Regions from separate parts of the Homo sapiens genome. Here region 2 is linked to region 1. A link is a contact called in ENCODE Hi-C or POLR2A ChIA-PET data. All regions are on one chromosome and are shown on one strand. The core of a region is the stretch at or near the end of the contact, and the rest is flanking DNA. Distances in the headings are between cores, read along the strand shown.

Region 1 (6,596 bases), core at 2,366-4,865:
CTTTTGATAAATATCTATTCACATCTTCTGTTTATTTTTAATAGGATTATTTGAGGGTTTTTTGGTTAGTGGATATTTTGAGTTCCTTGTATATTTTGGATAGTGTATGTATATTTTGGATAGTGTATACCCCTTATCCACATACAAAAGAATGAAAATAGACCTTTGTCTCACTCCTTATGCAAAAATACACTCAATATAAACAATAGACTTAAACGTAAAACCTTAAACTGGAATACTATTTGAAGAAAACATATGGGAAATGCTCCATGACATTGCTTTGGGTAGAGATTTCTTGGATATGACCCCAAAACACGGGCAACAAATGCAAATATAGACAAATGGGATTGCAACAAACTAAAAAGCCTTCTGCCAGCCAAGAAAACAATAAAGTGAAGAGAAAATCCATGGATTTGGAGAAAATACTTGCAAATCATACACTGGATATCTATTAATGGTTTTCCCAATACCATTTATTAAAGAGACTGCCCTTTCCCTATTGTGTGTTCTTGGCACATTTGTCAAAAATCAACTGACCATAGATGTGTGGATCTATTTCTGGGTTTTCTATCCTATTCCATTGGTTGATGTGTCTGCTTTGATGCCAGTGCCATGCTATTTTGATTACTGTAGCTTTGTAATATATTTTGAAATATTGTAGTGTGAGGCTTCCAGATTAATTCTTTTTGATAAGGATTGTTTTTGCTATTCAGGAGAGTATTTATAGACATTCCTTAAAAGAAAATATACAAGTGGCAACAGTTACATAAAAAAAATGCTCAACATCTCTAATCACAGAGAAATGAAAATTAAAACCGCAATGAGATGTCACCTCACATCTGTTAAATTTGTTATTATTAAAAACATGAAACATAACAAGTATCAGTGAGGATGTGAAGAAAACCCTTGTATACTGTTGGCAGGAATGTGAATTACTATATCCATCATAGAAAACAGTATGGAGGTTCCTCAAAAAATTTGAAATAGAACTACCATATGATCCAGCAATCCCACTAATGGGTATATATCCAAAGGAATTGAAATTCATATGACAAATAGATGTATGTCTGCACTCCCATGTTCATTGCAGCATTATTCGCAATAACCAAGATATGGAAACAAGTGTCTGTCAACAGAAGAAAGGATTTTAAAATGTGATATAATTGATAACCAATGAAAAAAAGTTATAATTTATGTTCATGGGGAAATGATATTTTCATTCTGGATTACTTTATTCAACCATTCAGCAAACATTTGTTGTGTGCGTACTAAGTGCCAGAGAGAGTATTGGGCTCTGCAAATACAACTGTTAATAGCAAACTGGACCTAGTCCTACTGCACAGAACCAGTCAGTTCACAACATGCAAAGCCCACATTTAAATGGCCAGCATCTGTCCCTTCAGAGATGTGCTCTTTAGAAATGCCAGTCCTCTATATTCAAGAAATGCATAGGACACAAACTTTCTGCAAGTCACTGTCTTGGTGAAATGGAAGGAGGGGAGAATCTTCTTCAAAACAGCACTTCCTTCCCATCCAGCTTGTCAAGTACCACCTGCCAGATCACTTGCCAGAGACTTCGGAAGCTATTGTCCCCTCTCTGGGGACAGAAGCTTCTGTCTCTGTAAGCCAAAGCCCCATAATCTTCTCTCCAGCCCCAGAGCTGAAAACACCAAGTGCCTATCTGAGGGTGTTAATCTGGACACTTGGAGTTTCTCATGTGTGTGCGTTTGGTTAATGTGGGCTTATGGGCTTTCTTTCATCTTTTTTTAGTCTACATTGAGGGGAAGTGAATGCCTCCTATGTACAGACAATATGTCTTTATACATTTTTCTAAGACTTTCCCAATTGATAAATCAATTAATTTCTGATGTTTCTGGAGGCCCCAAGACTCAGTGACCCTTTTCCATCTCACTTGCCCCATGCAATGTGATGACCTTGGGTGTGGACGTACCCCCATAGACTCATTGCTCTTTCATACCCTCACTTTCTTTTCTTTTCTTTTTTCTTTTCTTTTCCTTTCTTTTCTTTTTTCTTTTCTTTTCTCTTTTCTTTCTCTTTCTCTTTCTCTCTCTCTCTTTCTTTCTTTCTTTCTGTCTTTCTTTCTTTCCTTCTTTCTTTCTTTTTGACAGGGTGTCACTGTGTCACCCAGGCTAGAGTGTAGTATCACAGTGTCACACTCATGAATCACTGCAGCCTCAATCTCTGGGGCTCAAACAATCCTCCCACCTCAGCCTTCCAAGTAGCTGGGACTACAGGCATGCACCACCACATCCAGCTAATTTTTGTATATATTGTAGAGATGGGGTTTCTCCGTGTTGCCCAGGCTGGTCTCAAACTCCTAGGCTCAAGAGATCCTCTTGCCTCGGCCTCCCAAAGTTGTTGGGATTACAGGTGTGAGCCATGGCACCTGCCCCCCTCCCTTACTTTCAATAAATTTAGGCCTAGAACACAGTTCTGTTTTGCAAAACTCATCTAAGTTCTTGTTTCAGTATTTATTTTTAAAATATTTTATGTTAGAGGGCAGGAGGTATCATAAAGATGATAAGAGGCAGGGCACAGTTTCAGCTCTTTGGAAAAGAGGCCATTATGGAGATTGAAACACATTTGGGGAAGCGTCTGACTAAAGTACAAGAAAATAAGTAATCCAAGGGGGAAAACTGTGGTCTGTATACACAATGGAATACTATTTAGCCCTATACACAATGGAATACTATTTAGCCCTAAAAAGAAAACAGGAAATTCTGTCATTTGTGATGACCTGAATGAACCTAGAGGACATTATATTAAGTGAAACAGGCTAGGCATGGAAAGACAAAGACCATATGATCTCACTTATATGTAAAATCTAAAACACCCAATTTCATAAAAGCATAGAGTAGAATGGTGTTTACCAGAGGCTGGAGTGGAGGAAAAGAAGGTAGACAGAGAAAGGGCAGACATTGGTCAACAAGTAAAAGTTTCAGTTAGATAGGAGGAATCAGTTCTGGCTTCTGTGGCAAAGCAAGGTGATTGTAATTAATAATAATGTATTATATGTTACAGAATACCTAAAAGAGTTAATTTTTAATGTTCTCACCACAAATAAATGATAAATATTTGAGGTGATGGATAGGCTAATTGTCCTGATTTGGTCATTCCACAATGTATACATGTATCAAAATATCACATTGTGCCACATAAACATATACAATTATTATTTGTCAATTAAAAATAAAAATAAATAAAGATTCACGTTTCCATGCAGCTCTACTACCTATAAATGTGTCACCTTGGAAATGATTTAATTTTGCTGAGCCTCAGTTGCATCATTTATAAATTTGGAATAATACATACCTATCAGCATTGTTGTGAAAAATTAGAAGTTTACAACTAGCTATGCAATAAGCTTGGCAAGCACTGAGAGTTCAACAGAGAGGAGTGATGATTACTATATGCTCAATGACTATCCCTACTGAGGTTCTTCAAACGCCTAGCTACTGAGAACCAATGAAATTTTACGTCACTCAGCAACCTCACTCGTCCTGCTCAATTCACAGGACACCTTTATACAAGGCCCTTTCTTGTCAACTCCAGTTGCAGTCTGTCATTTCTTGCTTTTGAGTGCATGACTCAGCAAGTCAGGTCCCTCCTGTGTGGGCAGATTTGTTGCCATTCATGACTAATACACCGCATTCAATGAGCCTTTTCTTTAAGGAGACAATCACAACATCATTTAAGTAGAAAAGGGCCTAGAAACACTGCTTAAAACCTCCCTAGATTTCTATTTTCAATTGTGAACCCCCTCCCTGTAATCGACATTAACCAGGCAAGATTTATTCATATCACAGGAGAAGGGACTAAAAGTTTCCATAACTAGAGCATTAAACCCAGATAGACTTTTCACCTATTCCTCTGAGGGCCGTACCAGAGAGACTTTATCTGTGCGATAAGACAATATTTGATCATCATGCATTTCCTCCCCTCACCATTCCATAGCTTGTGTTGCCACCTCCTTCAGAGAAGCCCCAATCTTCTATTTCTTTCTGTAATGCAAATTGCTGTCTAAGATTCAATCATGGGACCCTTCTTTAAGCTATATTTTGTGATGTTCTCAAGCACATGCACATAAAAAATGTACATGCTTTTTCTCCTGTTAATTCACTTACTGTCAGTTTATTCTAGAGACTAAAATTATCAGAAACTAAAATTATCATACCTACAGAGGGTGGAAAAAAATTTCCCCTCACCCTTAGAGTAGATTTTTAAATGCTTGAAAAAATAAGAAAAAGACATTTATTTTATTTTTTGTGATGTAAATACCCAAATGATATTCTTGATTCAGCATCTTAGTCTACAAAGCCTAAAATATTTGCTGTCTTACTTTTTACAGATAATTTTTGCCAAACCTTGATTTAGATAATTAAGTAGACCAGGAATCTTATATACATGCTATATGCACCTGGCACATGAAGGTGCTTAATAAACATCAGTTTCCCTCCTTTGAGGGAATAACTGTTGCTTTGTGTAATAAGCATGAATTTAAAATGAGATCTTTTTAACTGCTTGACAGTTTCCATTATGCATAAGCTTTGTGATATTGGAAAATTTCTTAGCCTCTATAGAGCATTGGTTTACTTTCTTCAAGCTGAAATATCAGCACTACTTTTATGTAAGTTTTTTTAAAAAGAAAACAGTTGATTATTTTTAAACAACTGAAAAATGCCTGATATTTTCACCTGTCTTACAGAAATTAACTCTTTCCAGTTTTCTTAAACCTCTTTGTACACTTATTATATCAAATTTAGAAAATACAAGTATATGTAATATATACATATACGGAAAAATAAGTCATCCATAATCCCACCAACTAGAGAGAATTCCTACCAAAAAATTGATAGTTTCTTTCATTTATTCTCCTATTCTTCCTTTCTTTCTAAGACTCCTACTTCTTGCCCACCTACCTTTGCAACAAGGTGACTAAATTCTGGACAATTCAATGTATATGGAAGAAGCATGGAGTTCTCAGAAAGCCTCTTTTAAGGGCCGAGGATGGGCCCTCATTCAATTCCCTTCCTCCATCCTACTGGCCAGAATGCAGAGATAAGAGATAAGCTGGATTAGCCATCTTGGGCCATGAAAATGAGGTACCCTAGGAATATAGTGAACTCAAAGGATGGAATAGTAGTGAACTATGAGTAACTTGGGTCTTGGAAAAATTTACGGAGCAGCCATAAAAGGTCTGGGTTGTCTTTCTACCCACAGGCTACTTTTATTCTTTCTTGCTTTTGTTTTGTTCTGTTTTATTGTTTTCCTCTTACATGAAGAAATTCCCACCTTGTCTCATTTACATTTTCTTGGCTGGTAGAGGGAGAAAAGTTTAAAATAGACCAGAATGTTACCAGTGATTTTTTTTTTCTGGGGTTAGCATTGAAGTGGTTTTTAATTTTATTTTAGCCTTCATGCTTTCCTGTAGTTTCTACATTTTCTACCATGAACATATAATGATTCTGCTATCAGAAAAAAATAAATACATAAATAAGTGACACATTGTTTGAAATACCTTGGGCTAAGGGTTAAATTGTAAAAGTACTCTGGATTTCAGTAGAATAAATATATAAATAAAAATAAGGCCTTGTGTCTCTTAAATATACCTAAGAACAGGGAATTGCCACATATCAAAGTTGTCACTAAGATCTATCAATGATGTTCATTTTGACAATGAATGTACTACTGGGAAAACATACATTAGTCTCATAAAAACCTCAGTCGATAATGGTTTTAGATGAGTAGAGGTTAACTAGTGGAACTGGTAAGGAAAAAGGCAAAAAAAAAAGAAAGGTAGCACAGATTTAGTATTTATTCCTGAGCGTATGATCTCACAGTTGAAAACATTAAATGTTATGATAAACAGCTTTTTATAAATCACTTTAGGCAGGGTGCGGTGGCTAACGCCTGTAATACCAGCACTTTGGGGGGCCCAGGAGGGTGGATTACTTGAGGTCAGCAGTTCGAGACCAGCCTGGCCAACATGAAGAAACCCTGTCTCTACTAAAAATACAAAAATTAGCCTGGTGTGGCGGCACACACCTGTAATCCCAGCTACTCAGGAGGCTGAGGTAGGAGAATTACTTGAGCCCTGGAGAAAGAGGTTGCAGTGAGCCGAGATTGTGCCACTGCTCTCCAGCCTGGCCGACAGAGTGAGACTGTGACTCAAAAAAAAAAAAAAAAAAACAAAAAAAAAAACACTTTAAGAGAAGTTCAATAAGTAATTATACTATAGAGATCACAATTATATTGCAATAGGACTAGAAAGAACAAATAAGCCAAACTGTCCTATTATTAGTGAATGTGTATGTATGACCTGGAACAAAATTTCCAAACAGAACACCATATATAATTAAAGAATCACAGTATCGCTAACAACTTGGAAAATTATGTACTCTGGATAACTGTTAGATGGCTCAAAAAGTAGCCCTGTTAAAATTAGCAGTAGATGCAAATCATACTGAAGACTCATTATTCAAGAGTGTGTGAAAATAGTGTTAAATATTGAGAGGGTAATGGCAGATTTAAGTAGAAGAGCTGTTATATGGTGGAAAGTTCCAAAACAAAAGCTA
Region 2 (6,596 bases), core at 1,139-3,638, 46 kb before region 1:
CTCAAAACAAATCTTTTCCTTCCGCTGTCTAAAGGCTTAGCACAACTCCTAAAAATAGATGGTGTCTATTTCCCCCTTAAACCTGGGCTGGCCTTGTGGTTTGCCTTAACTAATAAATAGAATGGCTATGCCAGTTCTAAGGCTAGGTGATAAGAGGCCTGGTACCATCAGCTCCAATCATTTTTGAATCCATTCAAATTTCAAGAAGCTCAGCTAGACTACTGAATTATGAAAGATCATGTGGAAGAAGCCAGTTTCCTGCTATTTCAGCCACCCAGATGAAACCACAGACATAAGTAGAACCCCAGCTGAGCTCACAGCTGAATGCAGCTTAGTGACCCAGCTGACATGTGGAGCACAAGAACCACTCAGCTGAGCACAGCCAATGCACAATTATTTAATATATAATCATGAGAAATAACAAATTGTTGTTTTAACAGTCTAAGGTTTGGGTTAGCTTGTTATACCTCAGTAGATAAGTGAAACACTATTTGAGGCCATGTATGATCTTCCCGTTGATGTCTCTAATCTTAACTTTCAGCCCTCTCCCCTTCATGCGCACTACTCTAGTCACTCTGATCTTTTCAATTCTCAAATATAACCTGGGGCACAGGATCTTCACATATGCTGCCCTCTTTACCTGAACTATGCTTCCAGAGGCCCCTCCCCCACCCATCCCACATACTATCTGCCCCCCTTTTCTCTAAGTAACTCCTACTTGTCATTTACTCTTATACAAGCCTTTTATTTTTTCTTTAGAGCACTTTCTATAATTATAATTACTTGGGTAGTTATTTGTTTAATGTCTGCCTTCCTTCTAACCTAAAAATTTACTGAAGGCACCCAGCACAATTTCTGGCATCTAAAGATACTCAATACTTAATTCTTGAATTGATGAACCGATAGGTTGATTGCAATAGAGCCAAAAGCAAAACTGTGTCTCTTGCCTCATACATTAGTGTTCTTGTCCTTGGAATTTACCATCCTCCTCTCCATTTGTGGGAAATCAGTGTGAGGTTTTACTGGGGAATATCTTTTGCATTTTAAATCCAGGATATGAGTGGATACAATTTTTTAGAGGAGGACGTTTTTAAAAGATTAACACAGCCAAAACCAATACAGGACTTTTATATTAGTTACCAGCTTCTCCTTCTCTAAGATTCTCAGATTATTCCATAATTCTTATTTACAAAGCTTTATTCCCCACAGGAAACCAGAAAGATAGTAACTCTTAAATGGAAAAATGGGGACCTGGCAATTCCAGTGGAGCAGACCATTATTCAATGAAGTGTACTCAGGAGGTAAGACAGAGCAGAGCCAGTAGACTTAGTCCCAGACACAAGGGCTGATTTCCACCCCAGACCTTGCTGACAAAATGTCATCAAGCTTCATAATAATTGAGCTCTAACTCAATTACATAATGTAAGTTTCAACTAACTCACATTATTTAATCTTTTTTTTTTTTAGCTCAGTTCTACATATGGACAATGGGCTAATTACTTTCTATTTAATTCCTAAGATAATTATAATGACTAAAATACTTTGTAAAATGTAAACCATAATTTAAACATATAGTATCACACAAAATATTTTTTAATCAAATACAATAAAATTTTCTTGTGCAAACGAGGTATCTCTTTCTGATGTAAAAGGTGGAGGCTGAGAAAATACGTCCAGAAGCAAATATCCAATGGATGTGCAGGCTGGTACTGTGCAATGCAGAAATCTCACTTACATTCTGCTCCATGTAAAGGATGCTTGCTAGAATTGCACAGGCCACAGCCTGAGGTTCTTTACATAGTGGCTACAATTTCCTTGCTTGCCATAGTGGCCCGCTGTGGGATTCAGGTAGTATATTTGTGAAATTCCTTCCACTGAGTAACATCAATCGGATTTCAGAACCCAGATGCCCACAGGTGGCATTCAATTCCACTGTTATCTAGGAAAAACTGCAGTTGACTTCCCTAACTTCAGAGACCTACACTCAAGCCAGCAGGAGGAAAGATAAGCTCTGGATGGTGGCATCAGAAGACCTATATACTAAATCTACACATAGGATTTTTGTTTCCTACCAAGGGAGGCAGGTTTAAAGTCATGGACACATAGCTCTAACAGCTCAGTTGGGTTGCTCACACTGAGAGAGATGTAGACTTACAGAACTTGAGTAAAAAAGAAAACCTCAGAGAAAGTGACTCATGGTAGTTTCCTTGTCTGCAGACAATTCCCTCTTCTGTGCCTCAGGCTCTTACAGCACTTTATACTTCTGTCTACAACTTCTCACAGATGGACATGAATCATAGTTCTGTATGTGTTTGGTTCCCAAGGGATAGTAAGAGACTTGAGGCCAGCAACTTTTCTCGTTCATCCCAGGGTGACTCAAATGAAATGGGCCTCCTTGAGTCAGCCCTGAACTCACCCCAGTTCATCTTAAGACTAACAGCACAGTTACATAGCAAAGTGAAAGCAAAACAAAACTAATCAAAGGATAAAATGTTTACAAATATATTATAGTCCAGGTTTCTGCTATTTTTTAAAAGCCCAGATCATGTCACAGAAGTCCACTTAAGGATGATTACAGCCAAAAACAAATTGATATTTACAAGCAAATACATGTTGATGCTGGTTTCTTTCTATCTCCTGCCTATTCTGTTTTGATGTCAGCTTGAAATATTTAGAGGTTGACAAGGACAGAAACCAAAGGCCCTGGACTTATTGGACAGTTATAGATAGGTCAGTAATGCTGCCTCTGTGTGGGAAAGCTGGCAATAATGGGATTAGACATGCCAGTTCCATTTGCAGAGGTCTGGTTCTTAAATAAGTGACTCAAATGCTTTGTTTTGTCACTGCATTAAAGTCAATATGTGTGTGTCTGTTCTCTCTGTATGTTGATTTCTCTTTGACAGAAACTCATTATGAGAGACAGCTACTTAGGTGGAAGCTCATTTGGAATTCACCAAATAGCCAGCTCTAGTCAGTATGGGAAGAAAGGAAAATGGCTTGTGACAGGAATAAATCCTTCAATAGAAACTGTTGGTATTCTCCTTCTGGTGAGACTCTGGGGAGTAACAAAATTAGATGGTGAGTAGTTTCAGAAAAGGAGGACCTCAAGCAATTAGGCATCTCTTAGAAAGATGATTACATAGACCTATGGTATAAGGATAGGGTCCTTTCTTATAAAACTTTTTTTCTTAGTGATCCACCAAGGAAAATCATTTAGAATGGTTGTATGAGTAGTTTTATCTGGTATAGGGACAGCTAATTTGCTCTGAATATTTTTACATCCACTTTCTAGACTGATGTTATCCATTTGGTATAGATTTGCCACTTACATATTGAGAGGAGGTTTCTTACTGACACATCAAAGCAAACTTCCCCCTGTTCAACATAGTATATTGAGCCAATCAAAATAGTTGTGAAATAATAAAGTGTTCATACTTTAATGGTGAGCAGTGCTGGATACACACACACACACATATATTCACACATATATACATACATGCACACACACACATATATATTGCTTTATATTTATATATACATGTTTAAATTATATATGTTATTTATTACACTGTTAAACATTATTTATGCATTTCTGGTTAATGATGTCTAATATATACTTGGTAGCATGTTAAAAATATTTTTTAAAAATTGAATTATGTTAACTTAGTCATATGCTATCCTGAGAAGTAAAAAATACATATTTCTAGGACAATTTATCCATACACATGGGCAATAAGTTTATTTCCAGTGTTAACTGATTCCTCAACTATTGTAGTAGTGGTATCTTTCTGAAATTTCATCTTACTTTCTGAGTGTGCTAAGTTGGCCTAATTGTGAGACACATTCATTTAAAAAAGTAATTCTAATCTGGATGCTGCCACCATGAGGTGGGAAGTTGGGAAAAAAGAGAATATACTTCAAATTATCTTTATGGGAAAGTTAGTTGAGTATAACCTGAGGAAACAGCATGTCTTAAAGAATAGGGCAAAAATCTTTCAGAAGAAAAATCCTCTTGGTGTAATCTTTTTGAAATTGGTTCAATCTTCTTTACATTTCTGTTGCAAATGCTATTATGGAAAGATGTTCGGTGGTTATAGGCCAGTGATTACAGAGATTGAGTGCTGGGGTAATAAAGAAGTGAATTTTGAGGTTTTTAAAAATGCATATTTTACTTGGAAGCATGAGCTTTTGAAAACTAAACTGCTTTAAAATATAAAATATGTAATCAAATACAAATTCTTGTCAGAAAAATGCTGCTCAACAAATTGTACCTGTTTGCACTGATAAGCAAGGCAATAAGAGTTCTTTAGATACCATCATGCACTTACTTGATGGGAAAGTATAGAAATCCTACCAAAAAAAATCTGAAAATAAAGCTTATCGGGTTGTTTAAAGTTGTTTAGGTGAGAATCTAGCTTGGATCATAAAACAGTTAATCAGATGATGTTAGTATTCATGGCAGGCTGAACCTCCTGAAAAGAAAGATAATCTGGAAAGCTGGGTACAGGTGGTAGTGCACCACCTGTAGTCACAGATACACAGGAGGATTGCTTGAGCTCAGGAATTCAACACCAGTTTGCGCAACATGGGAGGGTGCATGGGGGGAGAAAGACAATCCTAAGAAAGGACCTAAATTCACACACAAAAAGGGACACTCTGCCAGAGTGTTTTGTTTTATGTGGGGTTCTCCCAGAAGCAGATCTGAGCCAAGGATTTGAGTGTGAACAGTTTATCTGTGAGCTGATCTCAATAACCATTGGTAGGGAAGGAAAGGTAGTCAATGGAGTTTTCATTACTAGGCAAATTTCCATTGTGGGGAACTGGAGCTTGATTCTGCTGGGTAATATTAGGAACCCAGGTAAAACCCAGGCCCTAGAGTTATCCCACCCCGGTGCAAGGGAACTGGGTATATCATACACAAGTTCTCGCTGGTCTCTGGGTGAGTGGTGCTCCCAGATTCATTAATTTCTTGGCACTTCCAGCTTGCCACATGGAGGCACAAACCATGCTCTGGTGGCAAGAGGCCCTCAAGCAAACACTTGCAGGTGCTGGCAGCTGGGAGTCTCAAATGGTAAGAAAAAGAAATATTGCTGGAACACTGACAACGTTTGCTGAACAACGTAACTGGCTGGCTATTCTGAATGAAATGAAAGTAAGCATGATTTGCCTAAGGCCTTATATAGATATTAAAAAGCAAGCAAACAAACAAAAACAAATATAAACCCCACAAATACCAAAAGACCTACCCTAGGAAAATTGAGATATGTGTGTAAGATACTACACTACACATTTCCATCCTACAGACTATGACAGCAAGGGTTTTTCTTTTATAAACAGGTAGATTAAGCAGCTACCTCTGTAGTCTGATTTGAGAAACAGAAAGGTCCATAAACCAAAATATTTCCTCTACTTCCCCCTTTCCACTATTTAAAATGCTTCCCTTTGAGATTTGTCACTTTGTGTGAGCTATATTACACTCTGTGTGTGTGTGTGTGTGTGTAACACAAATATACATATCTATGCACATAAATGTGTTCATGGATGTGGGGAGGGCAAATGTATTAACAACTTGTGGCAAGTTTATTTATTAATTAGCTCTCTTTAGGAAAAGAGACAGAGAAAGTGCTGTTTTTAAAGGGAAAAGGTAGTTCCTTTCCCCTTCCTTAAAGGGAAAACAGAAAAGTTTACAAATCCCATGTTCTAAGCCCAAACCAAAGGTAAAGGGTGCTGTGTCATTGACGGCATGTGCTCTGAAAAAGAAAAAAAAAAAAGAAAGAAAGAAAAGAAAGGAATAAAGGAGGAGGAGAAAAAGAAAGACAGAATAACTCTCTAGATAACACTTACCTATTCCAAAAATTTGTACTGGATACGTATGCTTGGCCACAACGACTTGAAGAACTCCAGGTGGCACCATTCTTACAAAATACAAAACGATGTTTCCCCCCAGAGTTGTGAAACATGATATCCTTGCACATATGGTTGGGTTATTTTCCCTTTTTGCTTTAAGTATTACTTCAGAATTAACTAAATTTGATCACATTATTTTTTAAATAAACATATTTAAATGTCCATGGAAAGTCGAAAGATACTTTGTCAATCAAAACATTTTTTAAAAATTTCATTAGGTGAGCTTTCTATTTAAAGAGAATCTGAGCCAGGGATGGTGTCAAGTGTCTGTATCTCAGCTACTTGGGAGGCTGAAGCTGGAGAATCTCCTGAGCTCAGGAGTTCAAGACCAGCCCAGGCAGCATAGCGAGACCCTGTCTCTAAAATCAGCCAACCAACCAACCAATCAATCAATTAATTAATATGAAGGGAATCTGGGGTGGTTTTTTTTTTAAAACAATTATTTGAAAATACAAATTTATCTGTTTGGTCTATTAAGATTCTCATGTGCAGTATTTTTTTTTTTTCATTAAAGCTTAAAGCATTTCTCACATTCACCAGTTACCAGCTGTATGGTCTAATAAAGCGCATTTGTCCACTATGAAGCAGTTTCTCTATCTCACAAATGCATTCAACACTTACCTAATTCAGGTGTGTTTGGTATTTCTAGTATTCCTAAAGCTACATTTGAAAGATAGAGTTGAATTTAA

The links. A loop is a pair of places that touch in the nucleus more often than their neighbours do. ChIA-PET counts read pairs that join two places held with the same protein, here RNA polymerase II (POLR2A). Pooled maps may share reads with other maps.
Region 2: a map of PC-3 shows a loop between it and region 1 (4-fold over the local background). The contact joins two enhancer-like sites. A Hi-C loop is called at or near these places in 2 of 168 maps with a recorded cell type or tissue (PC-3 and endothelial cell of hepatic sinusoid) and 10 of 50 pooled maps. POLR2A ChIA-PET finds 5 or more read pairs at or near these places in 3 of 52 experiments (CD4-positive, alpha-beta T cell, GM12878 and WTC11).

Annotation. Positions count from the first base shown.
Region 1 is chr10:51,830,175-51,836,770 of GRCh38, reverse strand. The region is part of intron 4 of PRKG1 (protein kinase cGMP-dependent 1); the gene reads right to left. Among named protein-coding and RNA genes, the nearest start is that of CSTF2T, 130 kb to the right of the region's middle. Within about 2 kb of position 3,615, at least 3 of the 41 ENCODE cell types and tissues checked have a DNase peak (open chromatin) inside an H3K27ac peak, as active enhancers do; they include PC-3, where a contact is called at or near this core.
Region 2 is chr10:51,875,128-51,881,723 of GRCh38, reverse strand. All of the region lies in intron 4 of PRKG1 (protein kinase cGMP-dependent 1), which reads right to left. Among named protein-coding and RNA genes, the nearest start is that of CSTF2T, 180 kb to the right of the region's middle. RefSeq lists enhancers at 2,084-2,143, 2,244-2,313. Within about 2 kb of position 2,388, at least 5 of the 41 ENCODE cell types and tissues checked have a DNase peak (open chromatin) inside an H3K27ac peak, as active enhancers do; they include PC-3, where a contact is called at or near this core.